Regions from separate parts of the Homo sapiens genome. Here region 1 is linked to region 2. A link is an interaction called in ENCODE POLR2A ChIA-PET data of the cell type or tissue named here. Cell type or tissue: MCF 10A. All regions are shown on one strand. Each heading gives the region's core, and the rest is flanking DNA. Links, peaks and the distances in the headings are about the cores only.

What was found. Peaks named below come from ENCODE experiments on the same cell type or tissue, not always from the same donor. Only the 100,000 strongest peaks of a DNase experiment are listed, where the experiment ranks them.
Region 1: POLR2A ChIA-PET joins it to region 2 with 11 read pairs; 4 of 35 experiments call an interaction of 5 or more read pairs at or near these places.

What each region holds. Positions count from the first base shown.
Region 1 is chr1:91,899,228-91,902,144 of GRCh38, reverse strand. It overlaps a transcript of TGFBR3 not described here. Among named protein-coding and RNA genes, the nearest start is that of TGFBR3, 15 kb to the right of the region's middle. In MCF 10A, for the core only: no CTCF peak of the experiment used is centred there; a DNase peak (open chromatin) is centred at 1,434.
Region 2 is chr1:91,844,041-91,846,957 of GRCh38, reverse strand. All of the region lies in intron 2 of TGFBR3 (transforming growth factor beta receptor 3), which reads left to right. Among named protein-coding and RNA genes, the nearest start is that of TGFBR3, 41 kb to the left of the region's middle. In MCF 10A, for the core only: no CTCF peak of the experiment used is centred there; DNase peaks (open chromatin) are centred at 787 and 1,757.

The DNA of each region.
Region 1 (2,917 bases), core at 223-2,722, 55 kb before region 2:
TGTCTTTGGGCAGATGTTTGTACCTCAGTTTTCCAATAATATTTAACTTATAAGGATGTAGGGGCAATTAAATACTGTGCATGCTAGTATTATGTAAGTTTTAAAACAAAAATTATTATAAATTAATGGAGCCTACTGATTTTGATAGGAAAATCTATAAATTCCTTGAGTATCAGTGAACACATACCGTTTTTTTTTTTTTCTTTTGGTGGGGTGGGGGAGGGTCAGGGCCTTGCTTTGTTGCTCTGTTGCCCAGGCTGGAGTGGTGCAGTGGCGTGTTTATAGCTCACTGCAGCCTCAAACTCCTGGACTCAAGTGATCCTCCCACCTCAGCCTCTGGAGTAGCTGGGACTAGAGGTATATGCTACCATGTCTGGCTAACTTTTTTTTTTTTTTAAGCACCAGGTCTTGCTATGTTGTCCAGGCTGGTCTTTAACCCAGGTCTCAAGCTATCCTCCCACCTCTGTCTCCCAAAGTGCTGGGATTACAGGCATGAGCCTGGCCCACAACGTTTATTCTAATGTTTATTTCCATAAAATTTCAAGAACAGTTGAAAAAGTTAGTTTGATGTCTTTAAACATGTTATAATATATAATAGTATACAATAACATTTGTAATATGAGAATGTACAATGCTATTATTTAAACAAAAAGCTGAATAAAAACAGATGTAAATCCTTGTCAGCTTAATCACATAAATAATCAGCCTATTGCATAGAGATTGCCTTGTTTCACTATAATCTTTGGATGTAGTTTCCATTCATTGCATATTTTCAGATATTACTTCTGACTATCCTTTTCTTCCATGCTGGAGAAGCTACTTCTTTTTCTTTGGATATTATTTGTATGTGTTCCAACTAACCAAGTATTTGGACTGATGAAGAGTTGTTATATATTTTTCAGAGGATAAGACCCAATAAAAATACACCTAACAAAAAGTATATATGATTATTTTAAAAACAAACAAAACCCACAGAAAATAACAAGTGTTGGTGAGGATGAGGACATGGAGGCACTGGAACCCTTGTAAAGTGTTAGTGGGAATGTAAAATGGTGCAGCTGCTATGGAAAATGGCATACAGAGCTCTTAAAAAATTTAAAATAGAATTACCATATGAGAAGCCACATTCAGTGGTGTATGCCTATAGTCCCAGGTATTCCAGAGGCTGAGGCAGAAGGATCATCCGAGCCCAGAAGTTTGAGGCCAGCCTGAGCAACATGACAAGACCTTATCTCAAATAAAACAAAACCAAACCCAATAACTTTTTTTCATGTCTCTTGAATTTGCTTTTTCAAGATAGGCACCACTGGGGAAATATCCAGAGAGTGGGGCAATCACAGTTTTAGTCTTTGATACTTTGAGACACTGTAAAGTGATATGATGATTCAGCTTTGCTGTCATCCCAACTATTTTCCAGAGAGTATTAATGTTGGACCACCTTGTGGATTATGCAAGACTGTCAGTGTTGCCTTTGGCACTAACAGAAAAGAGTGAGTCAAGAATATATATTGCAAGGTAGAAATGGTCAAGATGTGGAGTTTCTTGTATGTGATACTTTTCTATTTTGTTTTATAAGAAAAAACTAGCTATTTCATTAGGAAATTACAGTTTGCATATTTAGAATTTTCATTAGTAGTGATTTTAAGTGTTACTGTTGTTAAAACGGTGAGTTTGTTAGTTTAGAAACGGTTCATCTAACAGCTAACAACTTAGATTTAAATAATTAAGTTTGGCTGGGCGTGGTGATTCACACCTGTAATCCCAGCACTTTGGGAGGCTGAGGCAGGCAGATCACCCGAGGTCTGGAGTTTGAGACAAGCCTGGCCAACATGGTGAAACCCTGTCTCTGCTAAAAATACAAAAATTAGCCAGGTGTGGTGGCACACGCCTGTAGTCCCAGGTACTCGGGAGGCTGAGGTGGGAGAATCTCTAAACCTGGGAGGTGGAGGTTGCAGTCAGCTGAGATTGCACCACTGCACTCCAACCTGGGCAACAGAGTGAGACTCCATCTCAAAATAAAATAAAATGATGTAAAATAAGTAAGTTTAATATGAATGGAGAGGGATATCTAGGAGTATATTTCAGAATCTTTTTTTTTTAACTACTCCAAATATCTATGCACAAAATTCAAGTCAACTGTGCAAGAAAAGTCAAAGAAGTTTCTTTTTGTTTTGTTTTGTTTTTAGAGACAGGTCTCACTATGCTGCCCAGGCTGGAGTGCAGTGGTTATTCACAGGTACCATCATAGCACACTATAGTCTTCAACTCCTGGCTAAAGTGGTTCTCCTGCCTCAGCCTCCTGAGTAGCTGTGACTACAAGTGCCCACTGTGCCCAGCCAAAGCAGTTTCTTGGTATTTCAGGAGTTCTTGTATAAATGTTAATTTTCAGCCAAAAACTCAAGTTTGCTACAACTATACTCAATTAATGTTCTTTGTTTTATTTGTAGTCAAAGCAAGGACACAACATCAGAGGGACGGCAGAGAATCCTTGTGTGTAGATCTTTGGTGGTGAGTACCTGGGAAAAGTCACCTAAGTCAAGATGTCAGCATAAAAAGCATTTTATTTTGAGCCTGAAAAGTGGAATGAGCCATCTATCTAAGTGCTTACATGGCATAATGTGATTAGTAGAAAGGTTTTTTTGTGACTCTCTTACTCTGTTGCCCAGGCTGGAGTGCAGTGGTGTGATAACAGATCACTGCAGCCTCAACCTCCTCGGCTCAAGTGATCCTCCCACCTCAGCCTCCTGAGTAGGTGGGACTACCAGTGCACGCCACCATACGTGGCTAATTTTTAAATTTTTTGTAGAGACAGGATCTCACTATGTTGCTGAATTCCTGGGCTCAAGTGATCCTTCCGCCTAAGCTTTCCAAAGTGCAGGGGTTATAGCATAAACCATGGCACCCAGCTGACATTTTG
Region 2 (2,917 bases), core at 238-2,737:
GTAACAATATTTTTTCTTTTTGCCCCCCTGCTAGCTTTTTTCTAGCCCTCCCAAAAATGTGTTTATGTTGCTGTCCATGCATGTGGAGCAGTCTGGAATTCTGTGTGACATTAGATAGTGAAAAAAATAGATTTCCCACGTGACTGAGGTTATAGGAGTGAGAAATCTTGGATTATGCAAGGACTCTTTGATTGGAAGAAGGACATTTTGAGATGAGATTTATTTTAAGATATAGTAAAAAAAAACCTAGTATACAACTTTTTGTTTTTTTCTAAACTAACCCTTTTCGGGGGTGACAGGATGGGGTGTGGACTAGAAGCAATACCAAACTTTTAAGTATCAAATCTTCACTCAGAAGAAAAAAAATGTCTTCAGGGTGAAAGAATAGCTCAAATGCGAAAAGCCTGATAGTTATATAATTTGAGAGTAGGGTCTGGCATATTATAGAGGACTCCGAGAGCCTGATCCAAGCAGCCTGCCATTTTCATCACCCCAGGATTATCTGTAAGGACAACTTTACTGTCTGTCACCTGCCAGGTCTCAGCCTGGCCCTTGTGAGTGCCAGGAAGTTTGTGTCCTCTGTTTTGCCAAGCTTAATTAGCTCTAGAAATACCCTATCAAAGGCTGTCTGGCAGTGTTCCATTAATGGTATGGGGTGAATTCAAAAGCACTAATTAATTGTTAGATTATTTGCAAAGCCCATGCTGAAAAACCTAATGCCTGCAGGAGAAAGTTGGCAGAGAGACGGTACAGAGATTAGCTTGGACCTTACCCGGCTCAATTGCGTTTTGGAATTGGGCCAAGAGGGGAGTTGCTTTTCTTTTTGGAGAAGTGCTTGTGGCTATATTGTTTTCTAAACTGCCAGTGTACTGCTCTAGGCTCTCCGTGAGGGAGCTCATATGGACACTTGCAGACCTAGAGAGCCCAGAGACCATCTTCAAGAGGTTTTGTTTATTTTTGTTTTGTGAGAGAAACACAATTGTTTAACTTTCATTAACTAAATAAATTCTTCGCAAGGGCCTCTTCTTAAATAGAGGAAAAGGAACTCTAGTTTGTAGTGTAACAATTCAGGTTTTAAGTGTTAAATGTTCAAAGGAGCCAGGATCAGGGCTTTAAATAGTTTTTTCTTCTTAAAATAAAACAAGTCAGGTTCCTCATGTCCTCTGTTTAGGTGGCCCAGGTCAGCAAAAAGTGAATTTTCCAACTGCTACTGCAGTTGGAAGATGCTGTTTAAAAAAATCTTCATTTGAAATCAAGTGCATGCCAATTTAAGGTCAGGGTATACTACATGCAGGAAAGGAAGAAACAGGTAAACAGGTTTGCATTATTTTGCTACATTTGACATATAGAATGATAACACCTATAATTAACTCAGCTTGACAAATTGTAGACAAATAATAGAAGTCCCTGTCCCTTATAGATGAGAGAGATTTGAGGCTTTTGGAGCCAAGTGCCAGTTTCTGTTGACTCTGAAGGCAACGGAGACAGCTGAAGATCAAAGTATAGAAGGATATTTCAGACTTATCTAAAAGCCAATTGAGTGTTATATAAGGGAGCTGTGTGTAGCTCTGTTTGAAAACATCCATCCAGTAATCTTCCAGTTCCTGAGCCTGGCCCTGCCTCCTGTTGACAGGCCTCAGCGTCTTTTTCTTGTCCTTTTGGGCTTGAGCAACATGTGAGTAAGTACTTATGTACAAATCCCAGACCAAATCTTACTTTATTAACATGATTCAGAAGAAAAGAATTCTAATGAAAAATTTCAGAGGACTGTGCCGAAACATTTCGTGATGTTGTCAGATCTCCCTGAACTCAGGAAAGGCCCCCAAAAATCTATTATTTCTGTTTATTACTCAACTTGGAAAAAGCTTACAAGAATGCCTCAGGAGAGTATGCACTGGTTGAGGAATTTATTCCTGGGTGTACAGCATCCCCTACGTTTACTCTGTGTGAGGCGGGCTATCCTGAAACCCTGGGCAACCTGCCTGCTCCTCAGCCAGCAGGTCTAGAGTAGCAGCTTAGTATTTTTAACCCTTTCTGTCATATGACTCCCAGCCAACTTTTTGAGTTGATAGAAACACAGATCTGAGAGCTATGAGGAATTATGAAAGCCTTTGTACTGACAAAAGACTATGATTTTTCTTTGCTGCTTTATTATGGTTAAAAGGTCTCATTATGCTTTTATTTTGGAGAGGTAATTCTGTATAACAAGACCTACTTGTATATCCCAGTTAGGTTGTGAGATATCATGAATAACATTACAACTGATAGTTAAATTGAAGACTTTAAATGATTTTCCTCAAAAAGATAAAACTAAATTCAAGGTTATTCTAAAATAAGTATGGTTATTTGCATTTAAAAATATTTCAAAGGGAGAAAGAGAAGTTAGGATTACAAGTGATAGAATGAAAAGTGCTCATAATTTGTTGCCTGTAGTATCTGTTTTGCTATTCATGAACATGGTACACCCATTCATTTGTTTAGGTTTTCCTTAATTTCTTTCAGCACTGCTTTTGTAGTTTTCACTAGTTTCTTTTGAAGACTCTAGTGTGTCCAAATGTGAACAAGATTCATCATGTCTGTCTTATTAGAATTATGTTTAAGAACCTCTGTTTTAGAGCTGTAATGCTATCCTCTTCAATCTACTCTTCATTAATAATGATGAAAACTGATACTCCCTCTGACTTTCCTGGAGAGTGAGCTCAGGGGTGTGTAACTAAGGCTATTGCTAAAGTGAGTTATCGGCCTGGCTGCCTTTGCTCTAAGTTGTAGGAACTCAAAGCTCAGTGTGTACTGTGAGATATGTTCTTTAAGGCTGAAGGCTAGTGTTGCTGAGCAAGAGATGTAGTAAAATGAATATCCTTGTTCCTTTGGACTAAATGTCAGAGTTAGAGGCAGTCTTGGAACCCAAAGATTGGAT